Linked DNA regions of Homo sapiens: region 2 is linked to region 1. Evidence: read pairs that join two places in POLR2A ChIA-PET (ENCODE). Cell type or tissue: PC-9. All regions are shown on one strand. Each heading gives the region's core, and the rest is flanking DNA. Links, peaks and the distances in the headings are about the cores only.

The links. ChIA-PET counts read pairs that join two places held together with the same protein. Peaks named below come from ENCODE experiments on the same cell type or tissue, not always from the same donor. Only the 100,000 strongest peaks of a DNase experiment are listed, where the experiment ranks them.
Region 2: POLR2A ChIA-PET joins it to region 1 with 16 read pairs; 5 of 35 experiments call an interaction of 5 or more read pairs at or near these places.

What each region holds. Positions count from the first base shown.
Region 1 is chr2:44,181,904-44,190,243 of GRCh38, reverse strand. The region is part of intron 1 of PPM1B (protein phosphatase, Mg2+/Mn2+ dependent 1B); the gene reads right to left. Among named protein-coding and RNA genes, the nearest start is that of PPM1B, 17 kb to the right of the region's middle. RefSeq lists enhancers at 1,030-1,922, 5,842-5,941 and a silencer at 6,660-6,954. In PC-9, for the core only: no CTCF peak of the experiment used is centred there; no DNase peak of the experiment used is centred there.
Region 2 is chr2:44,132,201-44,140,540 of GRCh38, reverse strand. No RefSeq gene overlaps it. Among named protein-coding and RNA genes, the nearest start is that of PPM1B-DT, 32 kb to the left of the region's middle. RefSeq lists an enhancer at 4,934-5,807. In PC-9, for the core only: no CTCF peak of the experiment used is centred there; a DNase peak (open chromatin) is centred at 4,130; H3K4me3 peaks cover 452 bases; H3K27ac peaks cover 1,984 bases.

The DNA.
Region 1 (8,340 bases), core at 205-8,204:
GCAGAGGTTGCAGTGAGCTGAGATTGGGCCATTGCACTCCAGCCTGGGCAACAGGGCAAGACGGTCTCAAAAAAAAAAAAAAAAAAAATCAAATAAACTCAAATTTCTCTACTAGTATCAAATAATGATCTGTCCACTCTACTAGTATCAAATAATGATCTGTCCACAATGCCCAATGGTAGCTTAATCTTTTGTGAAATATTTTTGTAATGAAAACATTCACATTCACACGATATAATCCACATGATAAAAGTGTTTCTAGTTCAAGACAGGTGGAACAAAGCCATTTATCTCTAATCCCTCCCAACATGCCATCAAAATGTTAGTAAAGGAAAAATTTTAAAAAGGTGTAAAACACGAAGCAATGAAAAATTAAGAGCAGGAAATGGGGGCAAGAGGTATGCCATCAATGGGTAGAGATATCAAAAGCCTTTGGAAGCCATAAAGCAGATAGAAGCAGTGATTAATAAAAAACAATGGGCAGGCTACAGTGGCTCATGCCTGTAATCCCAGCACTTTGGGAGGCCAAGGCAGGTGGATAAACTGAGGTCAGGAGTTCGAGACCAGCCTGGCCAACATGGCGAAACCCCATCTCTACTAAAAATACAAAAAATTAGCCAGGCGTGGTGGCAGGCACCTGTAATCCCAGCTACTTGGGAGGCTGAGGCAGGAGAATTGCTTGAACCTGGCAGGCAGAGGTTGCAGTGAGCTGAGATCGCGCCATTGCACTCCAGCCTGGCAACAGAGGCTCTCGAAAATCAATAAATAAATAAAAATAAAAAAGAATGGAAGGACCAGCAGCTTAGCAAGTTAGAACTGCGGAGGGAATCCTAGACAGTTTGAGAACTCATAGTACGTTCACAGATGTAGTAAAATAGGATCATGCCTGCAAGTAAGAATGAGGGTGAAACTAAGTTATAGAGAACCATCGACCCCAGTCTCCTCTCATACAGACAAAAAGCAGAAGTGTTCTGTCTTTTCTCAAGAAACTTAAGATGAATTCTCTATTCATATTTAAGGATAAGTATAAACAGCTAAGGATAATGAGGCATGTGAAGAAACAAAGGCAGCTGGCTGGGCATGGTGGCTCACACCTGTAATCCCACCACTTTGGGAGGCTGAAGTAGGTGGACTACTTGAGCCCAGGAGTTCAAGACCAGCCTGGGCAATATGGTGAAACCTCATCTCCATAAAAAATACAAAAAGATTAGCCAGGTGTGGTGGCGGCATGCCTGTAGTCCCAGCTACCCGGGAGACTGAAGTGGGAAGATTACCTTAGCCCAGAAGATCAAGGCTGAAGTGCTTGGGGGAAAAACAACAACAACAAAAAACCCAAATTGGCACCTCCCCTCTCTATCTTGCTTCCTCTGTTGCTATGTGATCCCAGTAAAAGAAAGAAAAGAGCGGGAGGGGGAGGAGGTAGGGGGAGGGGGAGGGGAGTGGGAAGGGGAGGGAAGGAGGGAAGGAAGGAAGGAAGGAAAGAAGGAAGGAAGGAAGGAAGGAAAGAAGGAAGGAAGGAAGGAAGGAAAGCAGGCAGGCAGGCAGGCAAACTGGGCATAGTGGCTCATGCCTGTAATCCTAGCACTTTGGAAGGCTGAGGCAGGAGGATCACTTGAGGCCAGGAGTTGAAGACCAGCCCAGGGAACACAGCAAGTCCCAACTCTACGAAAGATTAAAAAATTAACCAGTCATGCTGGCGCGTGCCTGTGATCCCAGCCAATTCAGGAGGCTGAGATGGGTGGACTGCTTAAGCCTGGGAGGTTGAGGCTGCAGTGAGCCATGATCGTACTGTTGTATTCCAGCCTGAGCAACAAAGCAAGACCCTGTCTCAAAAAAAAAAAAAAAAAAAAGAAAGAAAGAAAGAAACTCAGCAGCACTAAAGCCATGATAAACACTGGGAGAAGAGAAGGAAAAAACTAAATCAAAGAAGACTTCTTCTTTTAAATCAGAAATCAGAATCCTCAGATTCAAAAAGATACTTCATCTGGCTTCCATAGAATAACAGGATGTTAACAAATGGAACATAGTACAAAAAAACTGCTTTTCAGATTTAAACATGACTGCCTCAATCCATCCCCCTTCTTAAAAACAAACAAACAAACAAAACCCAAAAATTCTTGATGGTTTTTGAAAGTTAAAGTAAGCCAAAGCAATCTCCTGGACTGTGTATCAAATTAAAAAATTTAAAGGTGAAGGCTGGGTGCGGTGTCTCACGCCTGTAATCCTAGCACCTTGGGAGGCCGAGGTGGGCAGATGGCGAGGTCAGGAGATTGAGACCATCCTGGCTAACATGGTGAAACCCCGTCTCTAATAAAAATACAAAAAGTTAGCCGGGCATGGTGGCGGGCACCTGTAAGTCCCAGCTACTAGGGAGGATGAGGCAGGAGAATGGCGTGAACCCGGGAGGCGGAGCTTGCAGTCAGCCAAGATCGCACCACTGCACTCCAGCCTGGGCGACAGAGCAAGACTCCATTTCAAAAAAAAAGTAAAGGTGAACATCACAGAGGTTCAATCCAGGAAATGCAATGCTGGACCAAATATTCCAGAAATTGAGAAGAAATGAAATTATCAAAGAAACAATAAAACAAAAATAATTTTTCAGAGCTGAGGGAAGATACAAATACTCAGACTCAAAGCCTACTGCTTGGCGGAGAGGCAGAGTAGGGGAGAGATCCCATGTTTAGACAGATCATTATGGACTTTCAGATGGCCAAGAATTAAAAGAAACTTAAAAGCTTTTGGAAGCAGTATGGCGCTTCTTCAAAAAATTATAAATAAAACAACCATATGATCCAGCAATGCCACTTCTGTGTATGTATCCAAAAAAATGACAGTGGGATCTCAAAGAGACATTTCTATTTGTACACCCATGATCGTAGTACCCATATTATGCATAACAGCCAAGAGGTAGAAGCAACCCAAATGTCCAATGACAAACGAATGGATAAACAAAATGTAGTATATACACAGAATGAATTATTCTTCAGCCTTAAAAAAAGTGAAGCAAATACCGTCACATGCTACAACATGGACAACATGTCAGTCACAAAAAGACAAATACTACATGATTCCACTTACATGGGGTATCTAAAACAGTCAAATTCATAGAAAAAGAAAGCAGAGTGATAGTTACCATGGACTGGAGGTAGAAGGGGAAAGGGGAAGCTGTTGTTTAATGGGCATAGAGTTTCAGTTTTGCAAGATGAAAAAGTTCTGGAGATTTGTTGCACAATAATGTGAATATACTTAACACTACTGCAGTGTATGCTTATTTTTCTTTTTTGCAGCAACCATGGCCTGATAGGAACTGTACACTTAAAAATGGTTAAGATGGTTATGTTGTATTATGTGCTTTTTGTACTACAATTAAATTTTATTTAAGCTTTTGGGGGTAAGAGTAGAGCTAGAAAGTCATCTACACAAAAAGAAGAATCCAAATAGCACGAGACTTCTCATCAACAAAACTAGACCACAGAAAATTCCTTTGACATTCCATAGCAGAAAATCAAATGATAATGTCTAAATGAAAAATCATTAAATAGTTGTATAAACCTTTTAGTTAAAAATCAGGCCAGGCACAATGGCTCACGCCAATAATCCCAGCAGTTTGGGAGGCTCAGGCGGGTGGATTGCCTGAGTCCAGCAGTTTGAGACCAGCCTGGGCAACATAGTGAGACCCTGTCTCTATAAAAAAAAAAACTTCAAAAATTAACTGGGCACGGTGGTGTGCGCCTGTAGCCCCAGCTACCTGGGAGGCTGAGGCGGGAGGATTGCTTGAGCCCAGGAGGTGGAGGGTGCAGTGAGCTGAGATGATATGACTGCGTTCCAGCCTCGATGACAGAGCAAGACCCTGTCTCAAAAGAAAAAAAGCTTGTACACATGAAATATTTAAAATAATGTGCTTCTATCTTCAAAATTTAACTGATGCCACATATACTCCAAAGTGTTACCAAGAAATATTTCTATGATATAGCCAAGTACTCTTCACTTCCAGCCTGTTCCTAGACAATGTGTAGATTAATGGCTTTCATTATTATAAAACATTGCTAAAATAAATGATAGTAGTAATAAAATCTAATAACCAGCTTAAGTTCAAAGAGATGCTTGAAAAGTCACATACTAATAACACCATTCCAGGACCTTACAGAACATACTCATTCACAAACACCTGCATCAAATCCTATACTGCTTGAATGAGAAGCAAAAGAAAAACAACTCCACCCATCAGTAAACTCACAGAAACAGAACATGTAGCTCACATCCTTTCTTCCAATTCTTAGTATCATCAGAATTAAATTATTTAAGTCCTCCCCTCTTCCAAATCAATTCTGATGAACTGTAGTATCAGTGGCATTCACTTCAGATTTTCAAAATCATAACTGACATTCAAAAGGGCTTGAATAATTGTTTAAGAGATATTTTACAGTTTTCATTATAATTGCTGAATAACATTGGCATTGACCACACCCAGGTCCAATGGCAAGGAGATGTTACTGATAAAAATAGGCTAGTCACTTTCAATAATTCTCCAAAAGCTGGAAACTATAGCTCTACATTAGAGCAAGATTATGAAAACAAATTTATTCAGTAAATCAGATTCTCTGAAATCATAAGTGAGAGACCCCAGATACAAGAATAATTTAGATTTTCTTGTCCTAAATCAAAAGCTCAGCTAGAAATTTCAAACTCAGGACAACAGTGTAACTTACCCCTCTCCAAGCCTTTCAACAAGAAAAATATAGTTCATAAAATGGAAATAGCTTTGTTGACAGTGGTATTTTGCTTTAGTCGCAAATTTAATCTGAGAAAAAAAATCTATCACACTGAATACATACAGTGTGCTCTAAAAACCAAACTACATGCAGACCTATGAAAAGTATTTATTCAGGCTATATCAAAAACAGAAAATTACCACTTAATCAACTTTAAAGTAGCAGTTCTCAACATAGGGCAAGGTATCATACAAGAGGAATTAATTTAACGTCACTTGTCATGCTTTTCCAAATTCTACAAGACACAACTATAGGCAGGAACTTAGATGAATCTCATTAACAATGCTGAAAGAAACTAGAAATCAAAGAGTATACAATGTATGATTCCATTTAAATGAAATGTAAAAACAGGCAAAACAGTTTAGAAGCCAGGTAAGCATAAAATGTATACAATAATTAGGATTACTATAAAACCCAATAATATTAAAGTCATTATCAAAATATTTTTTAAAACTTGGCATAGTAATACATGTCTTCTTCACTAACACAACAGTATCTAGTGGCCGGTCTAATAAGTGTCATAATTCTGAAGTAGTGGTGAGTTTAATAATATTTTAAGATACCTGCAACAACTATAAAGTGATATAGAAATATCTGACTTCTAAAGAAGACAAGTAAAAAAGTATTGCTATACTACATTGATAATTGAAGAAAATGTTAAAATTCAGTTAGAGATTAGTGAAAATAAAAACATGATTCTCCTGAATTTTACTGATAGATCCCTATGTGGGTCTGTGGGCTCCAGCTTAAGAATCCCTGATTTAGTCTGTGCCAACAGCAACTTAGGGGAGAAGAAGGGAGGCATAATCTATCAAGTAGTCAGTTTTGAACATGTTCAGTTAGAGATGTCTATTATATGTCCAGTGGAGATACTGCAGGAAGGTGGATCTAGAAATAAAGCATTCAGGAGTGGGATCAAGAATGAAGACATAAATTCGGGGGCATTTATATGATAATTAAATCTCCACTTAAACCCCTTGAGAACAGAGTAAATATAATTTAAAAAGAGAAGACACTAAAGAACTAAGTTCTTGAGCACTCCAACATTTAAAGGTCAAGAGACGAAAAAAAATGCAGTAAAAATTACTGAGAATCAGCAACCAGAGTTGTGGGAGGAAAACCAACAGTGTGGTACCCCTGACAACAAAGAAAAATGTGCTTACAGAGGAGGAAGTGATAAACTGCGTCAAATGCTGCTAACAGGTCAATGTCCTATCAAAAAGAACAACCACTGGATACCTATTAGAGCAGCAGACATTTTCTGTGTGCTAAGAATTGTTTCAACGTATTTACAGGCATGAACTCATTTAATCCTCACAATAATCCTATGAGGAAGGTACTATTATAATCACTACATTACAAATAAGGAAACATACAATGAGGTTAAGAACTTGCCAAAGACACACAACTATCAAGTGGTAAAACTAAGAACTAGGCCAGGCACAGTGGCTCACGCCTGTAATCCCAGCACTTTGGGAGGCCGAGGCGGGCGGATCACGAGGTCAGGAGATCGAGACCATACTGGCTAACACGGTGAAACCCCATCTCTAATAAAGACACAAAAAATTAGCCAGGGACGGTGGCGGATGCCTGTAGTCCCAGCTACTCTGGAGGCTGAGGCAGGAGAATGGTGTGAACCCGGAAGGCGGAGCTTGCAGTGAGCCGAGATCGCGCCACTGCACTCCAGCCTGGGCGACTGAGCGAGACTCTGTCTTGAAAAAAAGAAGAAAAAAAAACTAAGATACCAAATCATGCAGTCCAATTCCAAAGCCAAATCTCATCCTCAGGCTCAAAGTTGGGTCAAAAAGCTCTCTGGCTAATTCTCTCCCTTCCTCCTGGGGCTCACTGGTATGCCCTTCAATGTACTTATGTAATAAAGAAGCTGAAGCTTTAGGCTTTACTGGGTGGTGATGAGGAGGCAGGCCTTTTGGCTTCCTCTGGTTTTAGGTCATTCAGGCCTACCTAACAACTTATGTAAACCTTATCCCAGTATCCAGCTGTACTTGATTCTGGAGACTGACTCTCCATCCAGTTAAATGCCTATTATTCTGTCTTACTTATCCTACTCTGTGCAGATATTTGTTTCCAAAACCACACGGGAAGAATGTTCAAGGCAAAATGTGGATATTCCTCATCTAAATGGTCTGATTTCATCGAATGTCACTTGGCAAGTAATACAACACAGTAGTTAAGAACATGCACATGGGACAGTCTAAGATGGTAGTGGTGGTCACAGCAGAGGTTTTTAATATCCTCCCCCAGACAAAGCAATCCAACAACAAAGGTATTATTCCCCCATAAACTACAAACTGTTATAAGACCCAAGTGGTATTAGCATTTGTGCAAAAGGAAGCAAAAGGAAAACAGGCTTCTGAAGATCCTGAGATGAGAGAAACTCCAACATCACCAATAGCTACTCACTGAAAAGTGTGACAGGATAATCTAGTAACAGCTAAAACTGAAAGGGAATTCTGCAAGACCCAACTGCTGGGGTCATGCAAAGGGACCAATATACAACAAGATCTGATAGTGCTGGAGCAATCTAGATCCCATAAACTCTGAAATAAATGCTCCCTTGTTAGACGAAGCTCTACACTAAAGAAAAACTGCTAAGAAGAAAATCTAAATTACAAAAAAATCCACACATACCCTACCTTCCTAAAAGTTCAGGAAAACATCACGGTCCAATTCTACACAAAGTAATTATAAGAAAGAAAAAAAGTATGAAAAATAAAGCCCCTAGAGTCAAAGAAAGCATAACTAGGAAAAAGTGCCTACTAAACAGAGGAAACCTGTAACCTATTATTTCAAAACAAACTAAAGAGAAAAGTAAAAAAAGAAAAGCAAATCACAATTAGAAAACTTAAATATTAGGTAATCAAGAACAAAGTAATTATAAATTACTAGTATTGGCCAGGCACTGTGGTTCACTCCTGTAATCCCAGTACTTTGGGAGGCCGAGGCAGGTGGATCACCTGAGGTGGGGAGTTTGAGACCAGCCTGACCAACATGGAGAAACCCCATCTCTACTAAAAATACAAAAAATTAGCCAGGCATGGTGGTGCATGCCTGTAATCCCAGCTACTCAGGAGGCTGAGGCAGGAGAATCACTTGAACCCAGGAGGCGGAGGTGGCGATGAGCCAAGATCATGTCATTGCACTCCAGCCTGGGCAACAAGAGCAAAACTCTGTGTCAAAAAAATAAATAAATAAAAATTAAGAAAAAAAAGAAATTACTAGTATTTCCCATATGTCTGGAGTATCGTCCATAGAGAATGTTTCTCACGATATAACATACAGCCATTTCAGAACCCAAAACACCAATATTCCTGACCAAACAGCTCAAACACTGATGTCCTGTGTGGTAGAATTAGCCAACTATCAGTCGTAAGAAGAAGCTTCTCAAAATAAGGTACTTTGTGGCATTTCAAACTATTGGTAACGCCTCGATTCTGGAAACTCTTAACAGTTGTGTTGACTTTCAAAACACTCTCAAATCAAAAAAACTTTATTCTTTTTTCTTTATTCTTTATTCTTTTTTCTGTACCCTCTGAAAAAGGGAAGTGGG
Region 2 (8,340 bases), core at 248-8,247, 50 kb after region 1:
GGCTTCTTACAGCCATTTTTTCTCTCTCCAAGTTCCCTCCTAAACAACAGTGTCTACACTAAGTCCTCTGCCAGGAATATTCTCCCCCTTTCATTTCACTAATTAACATATATATATCTTTTAGAAATCAGCTCAAGCATTGCTTCCTCAGAGAAGCTTCCATCCTTTCACTAAATAAAATCCAAAATTCTTACTATGTTTTATGAATTAATTGGGATGAATTAATCAGGACTTACTTTGCAGATAATTGAGGTGACTTTACTAGTAAATGGTAATACATGAAATGGAACATAATCTAAGGAATTAAGTGCTTGCAAAAATATTGGAAGGGATTGTATGCAGATTCTAGGCTGTGCCTCCAGGAAGGAGTCTGCTACAGTCTAAATGTTGGTGTCCCCTCAATATTCATATGTTGGAACCTAATACTCAATGTGATAGTAATAGGATATGGGGCTTTTGGGAAGTGATTAAGTCATGAGGGTTTCCCCTCATAAACTAGATTTAGTGCCCTTATAAAAGAGGCTTGAGAAAGCTTTCTTGCCCATTCCATCATATGAGGGCACAGTGTTCGTCTCTTCTGCCATGTGAGGACACCACAACAAAGTGCCATCTTTGAAGCACATAAAAAAAGGAAGTCACATGAGCAATGGTATAGATATTACAAATCTCTACCTTCACCACCTTCCTGGTACTTTCATCTCTACCTTCTGTAATCCCACTCTTTCCCTCTTCACAGTTCTCAGTGAGAAAAATACAAGGGTAAGATCAAGACTGGGAATTCACAAGGAGTGCCCCAAATAGGTCCAAGAGGGGAGAGTTGGGAAAACTGAGTTGAGGGCAAGGAAAAGTGAAGACCAGAAGTAGGTTGCAAAGTTATAGGGGTGAGCACTGATCCAAAGTCAGGCAAACAGCAGTTCCAGAAACAGAGCTAAAGGGCAGATAACACATTAATGATGTTCTATATAAAGAATCCTACAGGCCAGGCACCGTGGCTCACACCTGTAATCCCAACACTTTGGGAGGCGAAGGCGGGCGGATCACCTGAGGTCAGGATTTTGAGACCAGCCTGGCCAACATGGTGAAACCCCGTCTCTACTAAAAATACAAAAAAAAAAAAAAAAAAAAAAAATAGCCAGGCCTGGTAGCGGGCACCTGTAATCCCAGCTACTCAGGAGGCTGAGGCAGGAGAATCGCTTGAACCCAGGAGGTGGCGGTTGCAGTGAGCCGAGATAGAGACACTGCACTCTAGCCTGGGCGACAGAATGAGACTCTGTCTCCAAAAAAAAAAAAAAAAAAAAAAAGAGAATCCTACAAATCATTAAGAAATAGACAAATCATAAGCGAGAGAAAGCAAATGATACAAATAGGCATTTCACAGAATAAGAACAAGTGACCAAAAAATACAAAAAATTCTAAATCATGAATAATCAAAGAAATGAAAATTTAAAAAATTAGGAGATACTATTGGTTTTTCCAATTGGCAACAATGAAAATAAATAAGATCGAGCAATGGCGATAAGGGAAACTACTCTGTTCGTACACAATTTATGGGTGTGTAATTTGACAGATGGTTTCAAATGCTCGGCCTTGGAAACTAAAATAAGGAAATGCTCCTCCAAGGACATACAGTAGCATGGTTTAAAATAGCTGAAGATTGGAAATAACCTTAATATCTGTTAATATTGAATGGTTAAGTAAATCAAAGTACATTTGTCTTATTGGATACCACATAGCCATAAAGAATGAAATTTATCTATATTGAAGCTGTCCTCACAGGGTTAACAAGAATTCTGGACAGAAATATAGTTATAATTAAGCATTAATGAGGCTGCAAGTTGGCCCACATCCTTGTAAAATCATGTAGCACTAGATACTGATGATTTGGATCCCCATTGCTCCAATAGATAAGATGTCTGATGTTGGAATCATAAGGTTTTTGTTTGAAAACTGCTTAGGGCCGGGTACAGTGGCTCATGCCTGTAATCCTAGCACTTTGGGAGGCCAAGGCGGGTGGATCAGTTGAGACCAGGAGTTCAAGACCAGCCTGGGCAACATGGCAAAACCCCATCTCTACTAAAAATACACACAGTAGCCAGGCGTGGTGGCATATGCCTGTAGTCCCATCTACTCAGGAGGCTGAGGCATGAGAATCACTTGAACCTGCAAGACAGAGATTGCAGTGAGCTGAGATTGCATCACTGCACTCCAGCCTAAATGACAAAGACTCTCAAAAAAAAAAAAAAAAAAAAAGAGAGAAAGAAAGAAGGAAAAAAAAAACTACTTAGAATGTGTTTCAGATTCTGAAATCCACTGGAACAGCTGATACCAACCAGTTTGAAGACCCCCATAGAGATACTAAATCAGCATGAGAATACAGTTTCTTCATTTCCCTGTTCCATGACTTTACCCTGCATTCTTCAACCAATGAATGATCTCCACAGTTTGGCCAATTCCAAAACCCTTAAGATCCCTAGCTCCAAACTCCCTGGGGAGATGGATTTGAGGTTTCCTCCTATCTCCTTGTTTGGTGGCCCTGTGAGTAAACCATTTCCTCTGCTGCAACCTGGTGTCTCAGCGTATTGACTTGCCACGCATTGGGCAATGAACCTATTACAGTTACAATATCATCTCACATGGAACTATATCAATGATATATTGCTAGGTCTTTAAAGCAAATTGCTATGTGTAGTATGATCCAGGTGGAGTGGGGAACTGGACTTATATGTCTAGAAGGATGCACATCAAACTGTTAATAGTTACCCCTAGAACCTGGGGTTTAAAAAAGACCTGTTTTAAGAATAAAGTACAAAGGAAGGGGAAAAACTATAAAAACTTGTTTCTATTTTTAATTAGATCTCTGTGAGAGATTTGTTACTTAGATGAAACAATTACTCCTTTTTATAACACTAGCGCTCAGTGTTAAAAATTAAAATTTAAAAATAAAATGAATTGTAAACACTTTCTTAAGAATAAAAATGTCATTTTGAGAATAATCTAGTTATACAGCAATAATTAATATGAATTCCTTTGTCAGAATTTAAATAACAGCTAACATGTTTTTGAGTGCTTACTGTATGCCAGGCACTGTACCAAGCATATGCTGTTTCACCCAATTTTTACAACCCTACAGAGTGAGCACTATTCATAATTCAGCATTTTAGAGATGAGAAAACTGCGGCTAAGAAGAGCTGATGAGAAAATTTAGACTGGGGACAGTTCAGCGTAACATCTAATTGATTGGCACACAGTTACATTGTTGGTGAATCACAGCGAGAATTTGAAGGCAAGGGTTTTCATTCCAGAGTCCACATTCTTGACCACCATGCTGCAATTATTCTCTATTACTTAGAGAAAACAGAGAGGATTAATGTCATGATTGAAACTACCTGGCATCAATATCACAGCTGCCAGAAAAGCTCAGCTCATCCTGTGTTGAGAGAAATATAATTAAAAACAAAGTCTTCTCCCAACCCAGAAAACCTCTCCGTAAAGGTAGAAGAGAAAGACAATGATTTTATTATCGAAAAAGCATTAAACCAGAATGTGATGCACAATACAGGAAACCTGCTAAAGGGTTTGCAAAGTTAGAAAGGAATTTGACTCTTTTTATAGCTAAGTGGATACAAACTCTCTTAGTCTGTTCTCTGCTGCAGTAATAGAATATCAGAGACTGGATAATTGGAAAGTAAAGACATTTCTTTCTCACAGTTCTGGAGGCCAGAAAACCCAAGAACATGGTACTGGGATCTGGCAAGGGCCTTTGTGCTGCGTTATCTCACCAGGGAAGGTAGAAGGGCAAGCAAGCACGAGAGACAGAGAGGGAATGGGAGCCAAACTTTATCCTTTCATTAGGAACACACTCCTGCAATAACGCATCGATCCACTAACGAAGGAAGGCAGAGCCCACATGATCCAACCACCTCTTAAAGGTCTCTCATCTTAATACTGTCACAATGGCTATTAAGTTTCAACATGAGTTTTGGAGGAAACATTCGAACCATAGCCCAATCCATGCAAACTGTTAGATAGGTTTTGCAATTTGGAATCAGGTGACAATGTAGGCAGGTCCATCATTTCCCACAAAACTAAAAGATGGGAGTGGCATCAGGTGGTGCGTTATCTTCTTAAATGATAACATTTCAAAGCGATGACTCCCAACTCCTTGAGGAAACATTCCTGAGTTGTGAGACTGGCCAGTGGCTTATTTAGCCATTAAAATAATTTACATACTTTTGACAAGGACAGAGAAATAAACTCCAAAAGAAAAGGAAGAAGTGAGAGAAAATACTCTTCCCTTATTTTTCTACCGAAGGAAATTTTGCATTTGCCCTTACATTTCATCTAGCATGAAAGATCAGTCAATATTCTCAGACTTGCATCATACACTATTTTTTCCCTGTATTTATTTATGTCTAATTTTATGTTGCTTTGTAAATTTTTGCAAGTCATTTTCTTGGACTGATATAAACTCTATTTATATAAACTTGTAATTCCTTTGCCAAGAAGAAGGACGTAGAAAATCTTATGAAATGATTACAGCTTTCAGCTCCAAGAACGTAGGAGCAAAATGTGAAGTTGTTGGAGTTCAATCCATTGACAACCAGAGCAGAGTCAGGCAAGAGAAATGGTCTGGGGCCCAAAGACAACACATGAGTCTGCCTTTTGGAAGTTATGAGCAATTCTGTCCCAAAGAATTTGTGAGCAGAGAATATATTTAAGTCTACCTTAGCAGTAGTTCCCAGGCAAGTTAGATAGATAAACCTTTAAATACAGTTTAGAAAATTACCTACTCAACTATTTTTTTTTATACTCAACTCATGTGGCTCAGGACACTACAGCCCAACAAATGTAGAAGACCAGAATATGCCACCCCAAAATATGTCTCTTTAGCATATTGATTATTTTGAGAAACTATAGACATAGTTATCCTTTTGTAAGAGAAATTTACATTTGTAAAGGAAATCTCCATTTGTAAGACTGTCTCCTCTGCACCAGGAAGAAAAGGGTGACTAAATCATGAGAGACTCTTGAACAATGGAGAAGGCATGGATTTAAATCTGCATAATAAATACTACCTTTGTTTAATGTACTTTTCCTGGCCATCTCATTTTTCCCTTCTTTCTTTGTTTCAGAAAAAGGTAATATTTAAGCCTGAAGTTTAAACTTTCTTTGAGATCCACTCTGAAGATTTATTAATTTCTTGGGGTTTGTGCTGCATTCTGCCCCTGGCTCCCACCATGTATCCATGAGGCATGCATGTTAATAAACTTCTGTTTGATTTTCTCTTGGTAATCTGTCTTTTGTTATAGGGACTCCCTGTTAATAATTATGAAAGGTAGAAAGAAAATTATTTTTTCTCCCCTACACAGCTGTAGCTCACACCTGTAATCCCAGCACTTTGGGAGGCTGAGGCAGGAGGATTGCTTGAGGCCAGAAGTTCAAGACTAGCCTGGAACAGAGGGAGATACCACCTCTACAAACAATAAAAACAAAAAAAATTAGCCAAGCATGGTGGTGCTTGCCTGTATTTGCAGGGCTGAGAGAGGAGGATCATTTGAGTTCAGGAGTTCGAGGCTGCAGTGAGGTATGATCACACCACTGCACTCCAGCCTGGGTGACAGAGCAAGGTCCTGTCTGTTTGTTTTGTTTTGTTTGTTAGTTTAAGTCATTTACAAAGCTAACTGATATATAATGAAAGAAGTAAAATTAGGAGGCTGAAGGAAATAAAAATATTTTCCCCCCAAATATATTTTGAAATGGCTGCTGCCAAGCCATCCAACTAAGGTAGCCCTCTGAAACTATTTTTCACTGGGAAAATTTGCATCTCTAGAAAGTCTCCATTATTCATCCAGGCCCTCCTTTCTAGGCCTTTCCCAGATCTAGGAGAGATTAACTGAGAATCTGACACCTTTCAAAATCTGAAAAAAAAAAAAAAAAAAAAAAAAAAAAAAAAAGATTTACCATCTATTGTCTCTGAGGGCTGCTACCTAGGAGCCTTCATCTTTATAACAAGACCAACTTGCTGGGCATGGTGGCTCACGCCTGTAATCCCAGCACTTTGGGAGGCTGAGGCGGGCAGATCACGAGGTCAGGAGATCGAGACCATCCTGGCTAACACGGTGAAACCCCGTCTCTACTGAAAACACAAAAAAATTAGCCAGGTGTGGTCGCAGGCACCCATAGTCCCAGCCACTCAGGAGGCTGAGGCGGGAGAATGGTGTGAGCCCGGGAGGCGGACCTTGCAGTGAGCCAAGATTGTGCCACTGCACTCCAGCCTGGGTGACAGAGCGAAACTCTGTCTCAAAAAAAAAAAAAAAAAAAAAAACAACAAAAAAAAACAAGACCAACTTTACTAGCCAAGCCTCTTCCTTTCACCCTCCCATTACCTATCTTGCCACTAAAATCTGTTTTTGGCCACACTCTGAGTCCACATTCTTTCTGTAACTTGAAGATGGTATATGAGCTTCTGTACCTCATTAGCAGGTTGGGTCTTCACTGGGAAGGTTTCTATGTATGTATATACATGTTAAATAAATTTGTGTGCTTTTTCTCCTGTTAATCAGTCTGCCTCATGTTGTTGGCAGTGGCAAATCCATACAGGTCTGCAGCAACCTCAATTCTTGCCTCCTCAGAAGAAATAATTCGTCCAAGGGGCATAACGCAAAGTGAGAGACTGAGGCAAGTTTTAGAGCAGGAGTGAAAGTTTATTAAAAAGTTTTAGAGCAGGAACAAAAGGAGTTAAGCACACTTGGAAGAGGGCCAAGCAGGTGACTTGAGAGATTCAGCTGAGCTGTTTGATTTTTTTTTTTTTTTTTTGAGATGGAGTCTTGCTCTGTTGCCCAGGCTGGACTGCAGTGGCACCATCTCGGCTCACTGCAACCTTTAGCTCCTGGGTTCAAGTGATTCTCCTGCCTTAGCTTCCTGAGCAGCTGGGATTACAGGTGCCTGCCACCACGTGTGGTTAATTTTTGTATTTTTGGTAGAGATAGGGTTTCACCATGTTGGCCAGGCTGGTCTCAAACTCCTGACCTCAAGTGATTCACTTGCCTTGGCCTCCCAAAGTGCTGGGATTACAGGCATGAACCACTGCACCTGGCCACTTTTTGACCTCTGACTTGGGTTTTATACATTGGCATGCTTCCGCGGTCTTACATCTCTTTGTCCCTTATTCTTCCCTTGGGGTGGGCTGTCTGCATGTGCAGTGTGTTTACTGAAATTGCGTGCATGCTCATTTGAGGCATTTTTTCCTTACCGGTCAAGTGTTCCTAGAGGAATGTCATACAGTAGTTAAACTCCACCATTTTGCCTCAGTGCGCATGCTTGAGCCCATTTGCCCAGCTCCTGAGATCTTATCGGGAAGTTGCTGATCACCAGTGTCAGGTATTTTCTATCTATTGGGAGACTGCCTTTCCCTGGGACTGGCTGCAACCAATTATTATTTCAGAGAGACAGCTTAACAACCACCTGACCATCACCTGATGGTCACCTGACATTCCTGGGTAGGGGGTCAGGGAGGCTCTCTACTGCCCTACTCCTCTCTGCCTAACTACCTACTTAATATGTCTGTTATTTTTCAATGAAACTTTAGGGGGCTATGACCTAGGACAGAGACTTGAGATAGTGAATAAGAATAACCTTATAAGTTAACCTTATAGTCTGATTTTAGATTGCAGTTTTAGGGGTCTCCTTTGAAGAGTTAAAATGCAAATATTACTAGCAAGGAACTCACTTTAAGTCCTTATCAATTAAGTGTTCCATAACTTCTTGCTATCAATTAATAATATTAGCAGAGAAGAAAGGTCTCCACGCCACAGGGAGTGGGAGGAAATTACAGTAAATTCAATTCTGGAGGAAAAATAGCCATATTAAAGGAATATAGACTGCCTGCCAAAGATAGGTTTAGTTACCTCTGTTTTGTTGAAGGCCTAACCTAAGAGAGGATGGACTAAACCAGATGATATTTCCAAAGTTAGCTCAAGGCCAAATTTTGTGAGAATGAAGCTCATTTTCTGCCCCTCTCAGAACCCCATGTTGATTTTATGCCTCTCTTCAAAGCCTCTAGAGCCCTCAAACTGCTCCTTCTAGGCCTGCTATCCTGGCTGACTCAAGGTGATGCTCCACTTTAGGGCTATGCAAGACCTGCATTCTCCTACTTCTCATATTCATACTTTTTTTCCCCCTCACATCACAACTTACCTGTCTATTTACTCAGGGATCTGATAAATCAGGAGCTCAAGGAAGCGTCATTTTTTTATCTTTGGCATGTAACATAGGATGGCTGTACAAAGGTGATTTTTTTTTTTGAGATGGAGTCTTGCTCTGTTGCCCAGACTGTAGTGC